Linked DNA regions of Homo sapiens: region 2 is linked to region 1. The links are chromatin loops, found by intact Hi-C in ENCODE. Cell type or tissue: PC-3. All regions are shown on one strand.

Region 1 (8,000 bases):
TAACCATCCAATGGGTTCATCTTGCTGGCTGCCCAGACAGAGCCAATTTATTGGGACAGAAATTGCAACAGAGAAAGAGTTTAATACATGTAGAGCCAGCTAACCAGAAGGCTGGAGATTTATTATTACTCAAATCAGCCTCCTTGAAAATTTGGAGGCTAGGATTTTTTAAAGATAGTTTGGTGGTGGGGGCTAGGGAATGGGTGCTGCTGATTGGTTGGGGATGCACTCATAGGGTGTGGAAATAGTCCTTCTGCCCTGAGTCCGCTTTTGGGGAGGAGCCACAGGACTAGTTGAGTCATGAGTGGACTCATCAGGTTGTGAGAAATGGAAAAGTCAGAAAAGACAACTCAAAAAGCAAATCTTATGTTCTACAATACTGATGTCATTTACAGGAGTAATTGGGGAAGTTACAAATCTTGTAACCTCTGGAACAATGGCAGGTTATCATTTAACTATGCATACATCTTAGCAGAATTCAAGCCCCTCTTGTAATCCTAACTTTGCAGACTTTAGTTTAGTTTTGGGAAGGGCTATTATTATCCTTGCTTTAAGGTTACACTATAAGCTAAATTTCTCCAAAAATTAGCTTGGCCCATGCCCAGGAATGACCAAGGACAGTTTGGAGGTTAAGGCCAAGATGGACTTGGTTAGGTCAGATCTCTTTTACTGTCATGTTTTTCTGTTATAATTTTTACAAAGGCAATTTCACTTTCATATTTTATTTCTCATCCCAGTCACCCATGGGAGGCTATGGCCTTTTCTTTTCCTTATCTTCATCTTCTTCCATTGAAACTTATCTGTCCTATGTCTCATTCCTTCAGTTTCCTCTCAGCTGAACTGTGTTGAGAGGTATCCAATGTCTCCAAAGGTGACCACATATGTGATGGTTGGCATCGGCTGGGAAGGGAAGTCTTACCACTTAGCAGCAGGGACCAGTGTGGCCAACCCACAGGGTAGCCACAGGGCTTTCTTGAAAGCTTCTTGGAGAAACCCTGGAGATTGTCTGGGAAACACACCTTCTGACTTCACTCTGTTGAGAAATAACTCCGGCTATCTGGAAGCTGAAATTTTACTAGGGGAGATAAGAACTACATACAAATAAAATACATGGCCTGTATTAGTCCGTTTTCATGCTGCTGATAAAGATATACTGAAATTGGGAAGAAAAGGAGGTTTAATTTGACTTACATTTCCACATGGCTGGGGAGGCCTCAGAATCATGGCGGGAGGTGAAAGGCACTTCTTACATGGCAGCAGCAAGAGGAAGATGAGGAAAAAGCAAAAGTGGAAACCCCTGATAAACCCATCAGATCTTGTGACACTTATTCACTATCATGAGAATAGCACGGGAAAGACTGGCCCCCATGATTCAATTACCTCCCCCTGGATCCTCCCATAACCTGTGGGAATTCTGGGAGATACAATTCAAGTTGAGATTTGGGTGGGAACATAGCCAAACCATATCATTCCGCCCCTGGCCCCTCCAAATCTCATGTGCTCACATTTCAAAACCAATCATGCCTTCCCAACAGTCCCCCAAAGTCTTAACTCATTTCAGCATTAACCCAAAGTGCACAGTACAAAGTCTCATTTGAAACAAGGCAAATCCCTTCCTCCTATGAGCCTGTAAAATCAAAAGCAAGCTAGTTACTTCCTAGATACAATGGGAGTACAGGTATTGTGTACATACAGTCATGCCAAATGGGAGAAATTGGCCAAACCAAAGGGGTAGCAGGCCCCATATAAGTCTGAAACCCAGCAGGGCAGTCAAATTTTAAAGATCCTAAATGATCTCCTTTGACTCCAGGTCTCACATCCAGGTCACCCACAAGAGATGGGTTCCCATGGTCTTGAGCAGCTGTACCCCTGTGGCTTTGCAGGGTAGAGCCTCCCTCCTGGCTGCTTTCACAGGCTTGCATTGAATGTCTGCAGCTTTTCCAGGTGCACAGTACAAGCTGTTGGTGGATCTACCATTCTGGGGTCTGGAGGACAGTGACCCTCTTCTCTCAGCTCCACTAGGCAGTGCCCCAGTAGGGACTCTGTGTGGGGGCTCTGACCCCACATTTCCCTTCCACACTGCCCTAGAAGAGGTTCTCCATGAGGGCCCCGCCCTGCAGCAAACTTTTGCCTGGACATCCAAGTATTTCCATACATCTTCTGAAATCTAAGTGGAGGTTCCCAAACCTCAATTCTTGACTTCTGTGCACCCGCAGGCTCAACACCAAGTGGAAGCTGCCAAGGCTTGAAGCTTCCACCCTCTGAAGCCACAGCTCGAGCTCTGTGTTGGCCCTTTTCAGCCAAGGCTGGAGCAGATGGGACACAGAGCACCAAGTCCCTAGGCTGAACATAGCATGGGGACCCTGGGCCTGGCCCACAAAACCACTTTTTCCTCCTAGGCCTCCAGGCCTGTGATGGGAGGGGCTGCCATGAAGGTCCCTGAAATGGCCTGGAGACATTTTCCCCATGGTCTTGGGGATTAACATTAGGATCCTTGCTAGTTATGCAAATTTCTGCAGCTGGCTTGAATTTCTCCTCAAAAAATGGGCTTTTCTTTTCTACTGCATCATAGGCTGCAAATTTTTGAAACCCTCATGTTCTTTTTTTCCCTTTTAAAACAGAATGCTTTTAACAGCACCCAAGTCAACTTTTGAATGCTTTGCTGCTTAGAAATTTCTTCTGCCAGATGCTCTAAATCATCTCTCTCAAGTTCAAATTTCCACAAATCTCTAAGGCAGGAGCAAAATGCTGCCAGTCTCTTTGCTAAAACATAACAAGAGTCGCCTTTGCTCCAGTTCCCAACAAGTTCCTCATCTCCATCTGAGACAACTTCAGCCTGGATTTCATTGTCCATATCATTATCGATTTTTTGTCAAAGCCATTCAACAAGTCTCTAGGAAGTCCAAACTTTCCCACATTTTCCTGGCTTCTTCTGAGCCCTCCAAACTGTTCCAGCCTCTGCCTGTTACCCAGTTCCAAAGTTTCTTCCACATTTTTGGGTATCGTTTCAGCAGTGCCCCACTCTACTGGTACCAATTTACTGTATTAGTCTGTTTTCATGCTGCTGATAAAAACATACATGAAACTGGGAAGAAAAAGAGGTTTAATTGGACTTACAGTTCCACATGAGTGGGGAGGCCTCAGAATCATGGTGGGAGGTGAAAGGCACTTCTTACATGGCAGTGGCAAGAGAAAAAATGAGGAGGAAGGAAAAGTGGAGACCCCCAATAAACCCATCAGATCTCTTGAGACTTATAGACTATCATGATAATAGCATAGGAAAGACCAGCCCCCATGATTCCGTTACCTCCTTCTCAGTCCCTCCCACAACACATTGGAATTCTGGGAGAATTCAAGTTGAGATTTGAGTGGGGACACAGCCAAACCATATCATGGCCAAATAATACTTTGAAATGTGGATTTCTTTCTTTTTCTCTCTCTAGGGCTCCTCTCCCTTCCTTAGAGAAGGCTCTTGGCCTCATTGCCTTGGGGAAGGAATGTAGCAAGGGAGAACACAGATAAAGCTTGAAAGTGTTTTTTTGCTCCTTGTTCCAAAAGCTTACACCCTTAGGGAATCCAAGAGGTGGGGCATTGTGGAGGAGATTAAAGAAAAAGAAGCTGTGTCATCCCCAGACTGGAAAGAGTTTTCCATGGGTGGGGGTAAAAAGAAAAAAGGAGAGGCTGTGGGTTCTAGGAGCAGAAAGGATCATGCCTGGCTTTGCAACATGGTCACTATTTAGGAAAGAAAGCCCTAGAGAGAAAATGGCTATGTCTAAGTAGAAAGAATTAAAGGAGCCTCATCAAAGGCTCCTGCATCCTGGGCAGGCTAGAAAGGCAGCAGGAAGCTGGAGGACCCAAAGGGAACATATGGAGGAAAAGAACACATCCTAGCAGTAACCCGTGTGGACCAGGGCCCAGAGGACCATCCCAATCTGCCTTCCCTCCCATTATCCCCTAACCCCAGCCCTCCAGCCCCACCACTCAACATCTTAGCACCTGAAAATTCAGAAAGGTGCGAGACTGTTTTTCCACCAGCCGAGTTGGGGGTAAAAAGGCTCAAAGTCAGAAAGCAAGCTGAGTTATGGAGAATAAAGTCATGCTTTTCATACACCTGAGTTTATGGCCATGATTCAAGGCAGAGAAGGCAGTGTGCGGCATGAGGGAGAAGGATGTAGGTGGCTCTTGGGCTGGAGGAGGTTGGAGTCTGATTGTGGAGAGCCAGTTTGAGTTCTCCTGGATTAGCCAAACTCCCACCACAGAGAGGGAGTTGAAGACTTGGTTCTCTGCCTGAGCAAAACCTGTATGTTCTCAGAACAAAATGAAATGTGTTATTGCTGATCAACAAGATACTAACAATAAAGCACTTTGTTAAACACCTTCATATATGTTTGTTAATATGGTGAATCCTGTAGTGAGAATTGCTAAGATACAGTGTTTACTTAATAAATAAGCCTAGGGAGATTTGGAACTTTGCCTATAAAGAGTGAAATAGATTCATCTGGATAGATTTAATGTTCATGACAGTCAACCAAATGAGAAAGTTTATTTTGGCAATGGGTGCGAGGTATTTTTATTGCTCTCATTTAGTTCTTATTCCTTATTGCCTTTGCAAAATAAATAATGCTGCTTCATGCAAAATAAACTTCAAGCATGTTTTAACCTGATTTGTGTGGATGAGTCAAGATTTCCCCAAGAATCTATCCTGCAGCAGTCTCTTCTTCCACTAATTTATTTTTGTAAAAAAATTAATAGGCTTTCTTTTCTTTTTTAGCATTTTAGGTTTACAGAAAAATTTAGCAAAAAATATAGAATTCCCATATATACCTCTGCTCCCTACCCTGTCCCCCAATTTCTCTTATTAACATCTTGCATTAGTGTGGTACAATTGTTAAAAACTTGATGAGCCAATATTGATCATTATTATTAACTAAAGTCCATAGTTTACATTAGGGTCCACTCGTTGTGGTGTATATTCTATGGGTTTGAATAAATGTATGATGGCATGTTTCTACCATTACAATATCACACAGAGTAATTTCACCGCCCTAAAAATCCTCTGTGCTCCACCTATTCATTCTCTCTCCCTTTCCTTTTCCAGCCCTGGCAGCCACTCCAATTTGCTTTTATTAATCACACAAACAACTATACAGCAAATGAAATGAGAATCCAGTGAATACACATTTACATTGTATATCTAACCTTTTACATCAGTTCACATTGTCTCTATCTTTATCAGTAGGCAAGTTTATATTTTTCCATAGCTATAATAACTGTGCATATTATTTTCAATTCTAATTGTGTTCAATCAGCATCACTTCATAGATCTATTCCTATGTACAAGCAGATTCCACACACATATCATCTTTTATCTTGCCATAATGTCTAAGGATGAATTACCTTATGCTTGCTATGATTTTTCAGGATAAACTACCTGCCCTACAGTTATGAGATGTTTGCTCAAGTTCTAGCTCTTCAACATAAACAACTGGCATTGCCATACAATTTGATTCTTGTGAACTAAATGGTGTCATACAGAGAGGGTCATTTTTCTTCAAAGAACAAGTTTTTGGAGATCTCTCATAATTCAAGATTCATTTTTCCATAGGAATAAATAAAGAGTATGAGAGATGAATTCTGGGAGTACAAAAACCTATCACTATTGGAGCACATTTTTGCTTTCATGTTGCTTTTCATTTTTTAGCACTATTTTTAATTTTTCCTATAGTCTCCTAAATTAATAGGCAGTCTCCTAAATTAATAGTACAGTAATAATTTGCCTTATTCATACCATTTTCTCCTATCTAAATTTTATGCTGGACTTTCTGATTTATAGTTGCGTTTTTTTTCCGTCCAGTTTTAGCAACATCATCACTTGAATGACATTTTTATAAGATTTGTAAAATCTTTCAAATTATAGTAACAGTCAATATTAGAATAACAATCTAATAAATACTAACCTCACTCACAGAATTTCAGATGTCTTTGAACAACCATGGTTCTCCTGACATGGAGAATGAAGAGGATTACAGTTTGCTAACTGAAGGGGCACTCTCAGATGCTAGGCAGCAATTGAGAACAGTTTACAAGTCACTTCCTTACAGTGAGACTTAAAATTTTTATATCATGCTGCATTACATTACTTTAAATAGAGTATTTAAACTATTTCCACAGCAGAATGCATGCAGCCTTCAGCTGGCCCTGCTGAATTGCATGCACCTTAAAAACAACTAGAAGGATGTCGGGCGCGGTGGCTCACGCCTGTAATCCCAGCACTTTGGGAGGCCGAGGCGGGCAGATCACCTGAGGTTGGGAGTTCGAGGCCAGCCTGACCAACATGGAGAAACCCCGTCTCTACTAAAAACACAAAATTAGCTGGACATGATGGCGCATGCCTGTAATCCCAGCTACTCGGGCAGTGAGGCAGGAGAATCGCTTGAACCCAGGAGGCGGAGGTTGCGGTGAGCTGAGATCGCGCTGTTGCACTTCCAGCCTGGGCAACAAGAACAAAATTCCGTCTCAAAAAAAAAAAAAAAACTAGAAGGCTATTTTGTTTCCTTTAGGCTGCAACTCACTTTTTATCTTATCATCCAAATAAACCAAAAATCTCTTTTGGAACATAAGCTTGGGGTTTTCTTTTCTTTCAGCATAAAAAATTCCCAAGGAGCTGGACAACAGTAACTCATTTAGAGAGGTTTCATTCTGGCTGTGCAAGCCCCAGTCTGATTCTTGGGTCCTGACTTTCCTTTCCTTGTGAAGTGACTGCAGATTGTAGGCAAGGCTGTGGCCCTGGTCTAGCATTTCCCATGCAGGATTTACAGCCTCGCTGCTGAAGGGATGCCCAGTGAGAGACTTTGAAACAGCTTGTTTAGGTAAGTGTAGATGCATCCAAGTCCCAGCCAGCCAGCCTTAGCTGTGACTCTGCAGTGCCTGGTAGAGCTGCCTATGACATTCCTCAAGTCAGCCCTGCAGACCATCCTACAACAGCCACTCCATGGAGATCAGAGCTATATAAGCTAGTTTTTTTCTGTTTTTGTTTTTGTTTTTGTTTTTTTAGTATTGAGTTGTAGGAGTTCCTTATATATATTGGGGTTTAACCCCTTATCAAATAGTTTGCAAATATTTTCTCCCACTTCACGGATTGCCTTTTCACTCTGCTGATTTTCTTTACTCTGCAGAAGCTTTTTAGTTCATTGTAGTTTCACTTACTTATTTTTTAGTTTTGTTGCCTATGCTTTTGACGTTATATTGTGAAGATGTGGAAACAGCCTAAATGTTCATCTGCAGATGAACAAATAAATAAAAATGTGGTATATATACACAACAGAATATCCTTCAGCCTTAACAAAGAAGGAAATCCTGCCTCATGCGACAATATGGACTAAGCTTAAGGACATTGTGCTGAGTGAAATAAGCCAGTCACAGAAAGACAAGTACTGTATGATTCCACTTACATGAGGTATCTAAAACAGTCAAATTCATAGAATCAAAGAGTGGAATGGTAGTTGCCAGCCACTGGGGGGAGGAGAAATGGAACGGTACTAACAACAGGCATCAAGTTTCAGTAAAGCCAGATGAATAAGCTCTAGAAATCTGCCACATTGTACCTATACAGTAGTTCCTCCTTAACTGCAGTTTTGCTTTTAGAGGTTTCAGTTACCCAAGGTCAATCACAGTCTGAAAATAGGTGAGTAGGGTACAATGCAATATTTTGACACAGAGAGAGAAACCACATTTACATAACTTTTATTGCAGTATATTATCACAATTATTCTATTTTATTACTAGCTATCATTGTTCATCTCTTACAGTGCCTAATTTATAAATTAAACTTTATCATAGGCATGGTGTCCTAATTAGGGAAAAGGAGTCAGGCTTGTAGGACCAGGGGAAAGCAAAGAGATAAAGCAAATAAGCCATATGTCTGCCTTTCTTCATGGTCCAGAACATATAAACAAAAACAGGAAGCAGATAAGCTACAGGGCTGCTTTTCTTTATGGCCC
Region 2 (8,000 bases), 120 kb before region 1:
GGAAGTTAAGAATATCATAGAAATAATCAGCAGATAGGAGAGTAAGCGCTAAAGTTTGTGATCCAGGTTTTGGTGCTGGAATTGTCCAGAGAGCAGCAGATGCCAGAAGGAACGTAGAGGCTTCAGGGCAAGGCAGACTTGAACTAAACACTCATAACCTCATGAGAAATGCCGGGATGGGGCTGGCAAACTCATCCAGCCGAAGGGCTGTCCTCCAGACAGCAGTTTGGACAATCGTTTCCAAAGTCATATGGCAAGTTTGTATTTGAATCGTGGGAATCTGATGCAATAAGTGATGCGGGCAACTGAAGCCACTGAGCATTGGAAACACTTGACCTTCAATGGGTGCTGGTGTTCAGATTCCAAGTATTCTGACTGCTTCTGGGGCTAAGGAGGAATGGTGCCAGCCCCTAGGGAGAGGGAAATGGCAAGAGGATGTCACATGCCTAGTCCCAGCTGAGTGAGCTGGAGCTTCAGTCCCAGCAGGGGACTATGTCTAGGTCATAGAGAGAGAAGCCTTGTACAGGAACTTGGGAAACTAGTGATGTTGAGGGGGTTGAGGGGGATAAGTGGAGGGCAGAGGCTTCATTTTACTTGCATTCCCAGGAACTCATCTCTGGGCACACCAGCTACTCCTGGGAGTAAGGCACCAATGTTACTTCCAGACCCAACTAGGTAAATGGGTAAGGGACTTGCTTAGAATTGGTTTAAGGATCAAGAGTGACTGAGCCTGCAGCTGAGGAGACCGAGTAATGTCAACTAAAGAATCACATAATTTATACATTTAGAAAAAATTCTTTTTTTTTTTTTCCAGAGACAGAGTCTTACTCTGTCACTCAGGCTGGAGTGCAGTGGTGCGATCTTGACTCACTGAAACCTCCACCTCCCAGGTTCAAATGATTCTTGTGCCTCAGCCTCCTGAGTGGCTGGGATTACAGGCACCCACCACCATGTCTGGCTAATTTTTGTATTTTTAGTAGAGATGGGGTTTCACCACGTTGGCCAGGCTGGTCTTGAACTCCTGGCTCAAGTGGTTTACCCGCCTCGGCCTCCCAAAGTACTGGGATTATAGGTGTGAGCCACTGCACCTGGTCAGAAAAAAGACTTTTTTTTTTTTTAAATTTATTATTATTATACTTTAAGTTTTAGGGTACATGTGCACAATGTGCAGGTTTGTTACATATGTATACATGTGCCATGCTGGTGCGCTGCACCCACTAACTCGTCATCTAGCATTAGGTATATCTCCTAATGCTATCCCTCCCCCCTCCCCCCACCTCACAACAGTCCTCAGAGTGTGATGTCCCCCTTCCTGTGTCCATGTGTTCTCATTGTTCAATTCCCACCTATGAGTGAGAATATGCGGTGTTTGGTTTTTTGTTCTTGCGATAGTTTACTGAGAATGATGATTTCCAATTTCATCCATGTCCCTACAAAGGACATGAACTCACCATTTTTTATGGCTGCATAGTATTCCATGGTGTACATGTGCCACATTTTCTATAAAGGGTTACAGCCCGTAAGGTGGCTGTCCTCACAGGCTGCAAAGTGTAGCCTCTGGCAGAGATTGTTAGCAAGCACTTCAAGGAAGGGGAGGGTGGAACAGGGATTTATGCTGAATGTGTTGGCCAGGTATATGTATTCACCAGGTTACAGGAGGAGCTATGAATATTCATGGAGGAGATCATAATGCATGTTTACCAAATAAACATATATGTTACATAAGATCCATGTTCACTTTTAACAAATGAGAAGACAACATTTAAATGCATTACAATTAGACCCTCTGCATCAAAAGGTGAAGCAGGGACATGAAGGCACTCAGTGACCAGCCTCTGTAAACCAGCTAGAACCAGTCCACAGTCAGTAGTCTCTTATCAGGAGAAAGTTACTGAAATTAGTGTATTGTCCAATCAAAGCTGTAGTTGTGGCTTGTAAAACGGGTGTGTGTGTGGGGGGGTGGTCATTTAGCATCTGGCAGTGAGGGAGTTGAATTTTTTTAATATTGCTTATCTCAAGGACAGTACTTGCTTAGCTGATAGAGAAAAAGAAAAGTCCCGTGGCAGTCAAAACATAGTTTATTCTTTAAGTGTAAGGGGTGTGTGACTTAACCTTTCTCTGGCATGGCCTTAGGTCCTGTTTATACTTTGGTATCTTATTGCCACAAAGAGTCTATTCTGTGAGTCTTATGATCTCGAATTTAACATTAATGCTGGTCAGCTGTGGTGTCTAAACTACACGAAGAGGGGAGCACAATGAGGCCCATCTGGCCTCCTGTCCCATCATGGCTGGGAACTCAAGTTTTTAAGGTTTCTCTGGGGTCCCCTTGGCCAAGAGGGGGTCTGTTCAGTTGGTTGAGGGCTTAGGATTTTATTTTTAGTTCTCAGTGACATAGAAGTGGATTTAGATCTTGGAAGGATGCTTAGCCCAGTGCCAGAGCATAGCAGGGACTCAATAAATGTTGATTGAGGTGATGACTGAGGTTGAAGAGACAAAAGAAATACATAGGAAACATTTTTTCCCACAATGTGAGAACATATATCACGAAAAACTACATCGTATGGCTCAGCCAAAATTATGTAGGAGATTGCATTGGTTAGGATAAAGGCTATGCTACTGCAAAAAAGAGACTCAAAAATTCAGAGACTTAAAAAGGATAAAAATGTATTTCTCTTTGATATAACAATTTGATTAGTCTAGGCTATCAAGACAGCTCTACTTATGAGGCCATTCAGGATCAATTGCTTCTTCCACCATTGCTTAGGGCTGCAGTTCCTAAACTGTGTACCAACTTGTCCCAGGGAGCTTCAGTGAACTGCTAGGGGCACCATGGAATGTTTCAAATTTTTAACAAAGACACAGTGATCCTCAACATCTGACATGCCACAAAAACTACTAGCTACTAGGTAGTTCACAGTATCAACTTTAGTTAGCACTACTTTCCTTTTGATGACATCGTGTTTTTGTAAAGCTAGGTCTTTGGTGGTTGCTATGACAAAAAGTAAGTATTATGAGAAAATCAGTGTGAAACAGTAATAAAGGTGGCAGTGTCCAATGTGAATCCAAGGTCTGAGGACTTGTACAGTGCCCAACAGGTGCACATTCCCATTACAAAGTAATTGCAGTTGTTTAAAAGTAAAATAAAATGTTTTTATTTCAATTTATGTAAATTATTTTTGCAAATGACTACTAAGTGTTGGGAGACAATTCTCCATGGATTTCTCATGGGCTTGCACATGTCATAAGCAAAGGCCCTAGCTGCCTTTGATCCAGACTATATTTTCAAGATGTTTGTGTAGCTAATAGCCTCGGGAGGCAGAGATAGCAACTTCCTCTGGAGTAAAGAGCAGGTCTGTTTACTGTCTAGTAATAAAGATAATGTCTCCCTCCAGGGCAAAGATCAGGCAGGCTTACTGCTGATTATAAAAGATTCATATTACCAAAGCTTGGTAACCTGAGATTCAGGCTACCTCTCCTATAATACAACCCACTGTGTCTGCAGGTGCCATATGTCCCTCTTCATATAGCACTGTAGGAATCAGGGCTCAGAAAAGCAGAGCTAATGAGGACACTCTGGCTATTGCTACTGCCAAGAGTAATAAATTCCTTAGTTTCTGACCCAGGAGTCTTGTGTCTTCTGCCAGCATCCATAAAACTGTGGCAGACTAACTTGCTAGTTTACAAGTAGGATGAAATCTCAGACCCCTCACAGTTTTTGACATTAAGTTGTTAGGATACACGAACTTATTAGGTTGTTTGGATAAAACTACTCAATACACAGAACTGTTGGGTACTTCTTTTGGCCAGGGAGCACTGTGATAAAATTACTGAGACACTAAGGGTGCTGTGAACTGAGAAGTTTGGGAATTTCTGGCTCTGTGCATTTCTGTGCATTGTTCTCATCTCTGTGTGTGTGTGTTTGTGTGTGTGTGTGTGTGTGTGTGTGTTTGACAGAGTCTCACTCTGTCACCCAGGCTAGAGTGCAGTGGTGTGATCTTGGCTCACTGCAACCTCTGCCTCCCGGGTTCAAGTGATTCTTGTGTCTCAGCCTCCTGAGTAGCTGGGATTATAGGCATGCACCACCATGCACAGCTAATTTTTGTACTTTTAGTAGAGATGGGTTTTCACCATGTTGTTCAAGCTGGTCTTGAACTCCTGACCTCAGGTGATCCACCCGCCTTGGCCTCCCAAAGTGCTGGGCAGGTGTGAGCCACTGCACCCAGCCTCATCCATGTGTTTGAAGATGACTGGGAAGTCATCACTTTACATCACAGAGAGGTAAAAGGGAAAAAGACAAAGGAAGCAATTTCTTTTTAAAAGCAAGCCAGGCACAAGTCACACACATTTCTGGCTCACATTCCATTGGTGAACTTAGTTATGTGTCCACAGCCAGCCACTAAGGAGGCTGGGAAGTGGAATCTCTAGTTAAGTATCCATGGCCTGGCTTAAACTCTACATTTCTGGAAGAAAAGGAGATAGATTTTGGTGGACAACTAACATTCTCCACCACAGAGATATTTCCTTATGGTTAGTTATTGCTGCTTGAACTAATACTCCGGGTGGAGATGTGTAAATAGTCTTTTAATATCTTCATTGTGAGCTGGCACTGTGTGGTTTTTATCTGACAGGAATGTGCTTGGTAATCTCTGCAGTTTTCTTGCTTCCTTACCCTCTTTTGGCTTCCTATACTAGCCCTAATGCTCAGAACCCATTAATGAGAATCTCTGCTGATACAGTTTGGCTGTGTCCCTACCCAAATCTCGTCTTGAATTGTAGCTCCCATAATCCCCATGTGTCCTGGAAGGGACCCGGTGGGAAGTAATTGAATCATGGGGGCGGGTTTTCCCGTGCTGTTCTCGTGATAGTGAGTAAGTCTCACGAGATCTGATAGTTTGATAAAGGGCGGTTCCCCTGCACATGCTTTCTTGCCTGCTGCCATGTAACAACTGCCTTTGCTCCTCCTTTGCCTTCTGCTATGATTGTGAGGCCTCCCCAGCCATGTGGAACTGTGAGTCCATTAAATCTCTTTTTCTTTATAAATCACCCAGTCTCAGGTATGTCTTTATTAGCAGTGTAAGAACAGACTAATACATTTGCCTAGGCAGATTCTGGGATGCCCAGTCTCTTCTCTTGGGTGGCAGGTGCTGGGACCTGCAATGTGTATTCTTGGATTTTAGAGCTTATGGTGGAGGGTGGAGCAGTGAGTAGGGCATGGATCCTCGACTCATGTCTACAGCAAAGTGGGGCAGAGCAACCATATTTAGCACCAAATACAAGCAGGAGTGGATCCAGGCTTTGAAGGGCCTGGGGCTTAAACAATTTGGGGATTCTCTTTAAGAAAAAAAGATATAAAATTAAGTATGTATAAATAATGAATATTTATTACTTAATAAATATTTACTATTAATAAATAATACACAAATATTTATTATTTATTCAAAATAAATATTCATTTGGAATAAGTGAAGTAATAATAGTAATTTTTCAAATGTAGAAATGCTGGCAGATATTACAAACATCAACACATTTTTAAAAACTAATATTTTTATTCATTATCTGTCCAACACACCTCTATAAATTTTTTGGTAATTTTTATATGATTAATAATTCTTAAAAATATATAAAACTAATCTGAAATTAAAATATACAGAAGAGCACTTGTTTTTTTTTTTTTTTTGAGATGGAGTTTTGCTGTTGTTGCCCAGGCTGCAGTGCAATGGCGTGATCTTGGCCCACTGCAACCTCCGCCTCCTGGGTTCCGACAATTCTCCTGCCTCGGCCTCCTGAGTAGCTGGGATGTCAGGCACCCACCACCATGTCTGGCTAGTTTTTGTATTTTTAGTAGAAACGGGGTTTCACTGTGTTGCCCAGCCTGGTCTTGAACTCCTGACCTCAAGTGATCTGCCCACCACAGCCTCCCCGGCTAATTTTTGTATTTTCTAGTAGAGATGGGGTTTCACCATGTTGGCCAGGCTGGTCTTGAACTCCTGACCTTAAGTGATCTGCCCACTTCAGCCTCCCAAAGTGCTGGGATTAGAGGCGTGATCCACTGGGCCCAGCCTCAGAAGAGCAATTTTAAATTGTACTTGTGTTGAACTATATTATAATTATTAATCTAATTATAATTATGTAATCAAATTACTATTACTTACATTGATTTATTAATGAATATGTATAGGAGTTTTGACATAAGAAAACTCCTCAGGCCATTTTGCCATTTCTGTGTCAATGTTGTGTGCCTTTTCGTCAATGAACAGACCTCGTCAGCCCAAGAGCATCAGATGTGCTAAGAGGTGATGTGATCTGATTGGATGCATAAAATGTGGGACTTCCCACACAGATGGGCTTGCTGTTGGTGATACTGCTACAGTTTATGCCCTACAAATCCAGGAATTGTGACCAATCCTATTTTGTGACATTCCCATCAAAATATATATGTGTATTATGTGTTAATAATTGTGTACACTCTCCTATCAAGTATATTTCTGATAGTAGCAAACTTTTGTTTTAACCAGGTATCAATGAGAACTGAATCTTCCATTTAAAACTGTATACCTCTGATGATTGGAAGCATTTTCTGAAGACTAGCTTTTGGCTCCAGACATTTCAAACTGTATTTTCCCTCCATTACTTACATATATTTCTGGTGGTGGGCACCGTTGGACACGTTCATACCACAATTTGACCCTTGGCTCTGCACTTTGGTGTTATGACACTAGATGAGTTGGCTCAATGGGATTAGGAATATTTCTGGAAGTCATTCCTACACCAAGAGGGCTGGTAATAGCCTAACTAAACATAAAAGCGACTGCAAACCACATAAATATATGCCACTCAATCCAAACTTCATGTATCCCCAACTCAAGTTGTCCTTAGTCAGATGCCAAAAATGCCTGCCACCAACTCATCACTACTGAATAGAACGCTGATGGTGAGAAGGTCAGAGAGGAAAGACAGTGATCTTAAACAAATGCTGTTAAAATACTTTTATTTTCCAAATTGTATAAAATCACATGGCTATAGGAACATATTGTTAGGGCTGCTCAAGGGGTGTTGCATGGGGCACATGAATGTAAAACTTGATCTCCAATAGCTTCCCTTAGCAATACATAGGTTGTGAGTGACCACAGGCAGATCCATGTACAAACCAATGCAATAGCCTCAAAAAACAGCCATCATTTTGAAGCACTTTATAATTTACAAAGCATTCATATTCATTGTCATAGTCAATGCTCAAAGCAGCCTGTAGGTTGCCAAAGTAGATACCAACATTTTGAGAAGTAAAATAACTTGCTCCAGGAAAGCGAAACTTTTTGGACCCCAAACTGAGGTTGTCCAACTTTACAATTCATGCTCTTTCATTCCACCACACCAGAAAAGATTTGTACAAGAACTCTTTGCCCGACATATATTAACAGCTCAAGAAATATTCGTGTAACCAATGAAAGAAAAGAAAGAAGTAGAGTGGGAACCAGGAATGCTTTAAGGACCTGGGAAAGACAATCCTTTAGTGGGAAGGAAAACAGACCAGAATCTCAGGCTTCCCAGCATCTCTTTCAGATGTCAACCTGTTTTTCTTGCCCAGTGGCTCCGTCCAGTGTAATGAGGGATCAGAACACAGATGATTACTCCATAAACAGGCTCTGGGTCCATGCACTCCCATAAAACAGTTTCTGTTTTTCTGGGTTACAGGTAGAGAGTGAGCTGGGTTTTCCTCTGTAGGTGGGGGTGGGGTAATGGGGAGCAGATGGGTGAGTTTTAATTAAAGTTAATTGTGGCTTTGGTAAATGAAGAAAATGATGAATGTGCCATCCACCCGTTGCATGCCTGTTGCTTAACTTCAGTTGTGTGGTGGGAGGAGGCTGGGAAGAAAATCTGGACTTTTCATTTAAATGTCTGAGGCCCTGATCTTCATTCCAGATGTGGTGAGATCAGTGATAGGATCTCAAGTTTCTCTTCTGCTTTGTCAGACCTCAGACAGGAGGAGGATTTTCACACTG

What was found. Hi-C counts contacts between places; a loop is a spot of excess contacts. Peaks named below come from ENCODE experiments on the same cell type or tissue, not always from the same donor. Only the 100,000 strongest peaks of a DNase experiment are listed, where the experiment ranks them.
Region 2: a loop joins it to region 1, with 8 times the contacts of the local background. A loop is called at or near these places in 1 of 110 quality-filtered maps.

Annotation. Positions count from the first base shown.
Region 1 is chr4:56,618,921-56,626,920 of GRCh38, reverse strand. It overlaps a transcript of SPMAP2L not described here. Among named protein-coding and RNA genes, the nearest start is that of HOPX, 58 kb to the left of the region's middle. RefSeq lists a silencer at 7,618-7,707. In PC-3, a CTCF peak has its summit at 7,486 (motif pointing right); a DNase peak (open chromatin) is centred at 7,510; H3K27ac peaks cover 974 bases.
Region 2 is chr4:56,739,183-56,747,182 of GRCh38, reverse strand. No RefSeq gene overlaps it. Among named protein-coding and RNA genes, the nearest start is that of CHAER1, 39 kb to the right of the region's middle. In PC-3, no CTCF peak of the experiment used is centred here; no DNase peak of the experiment used is centred here; H3K27ac peaks cover 263 bases.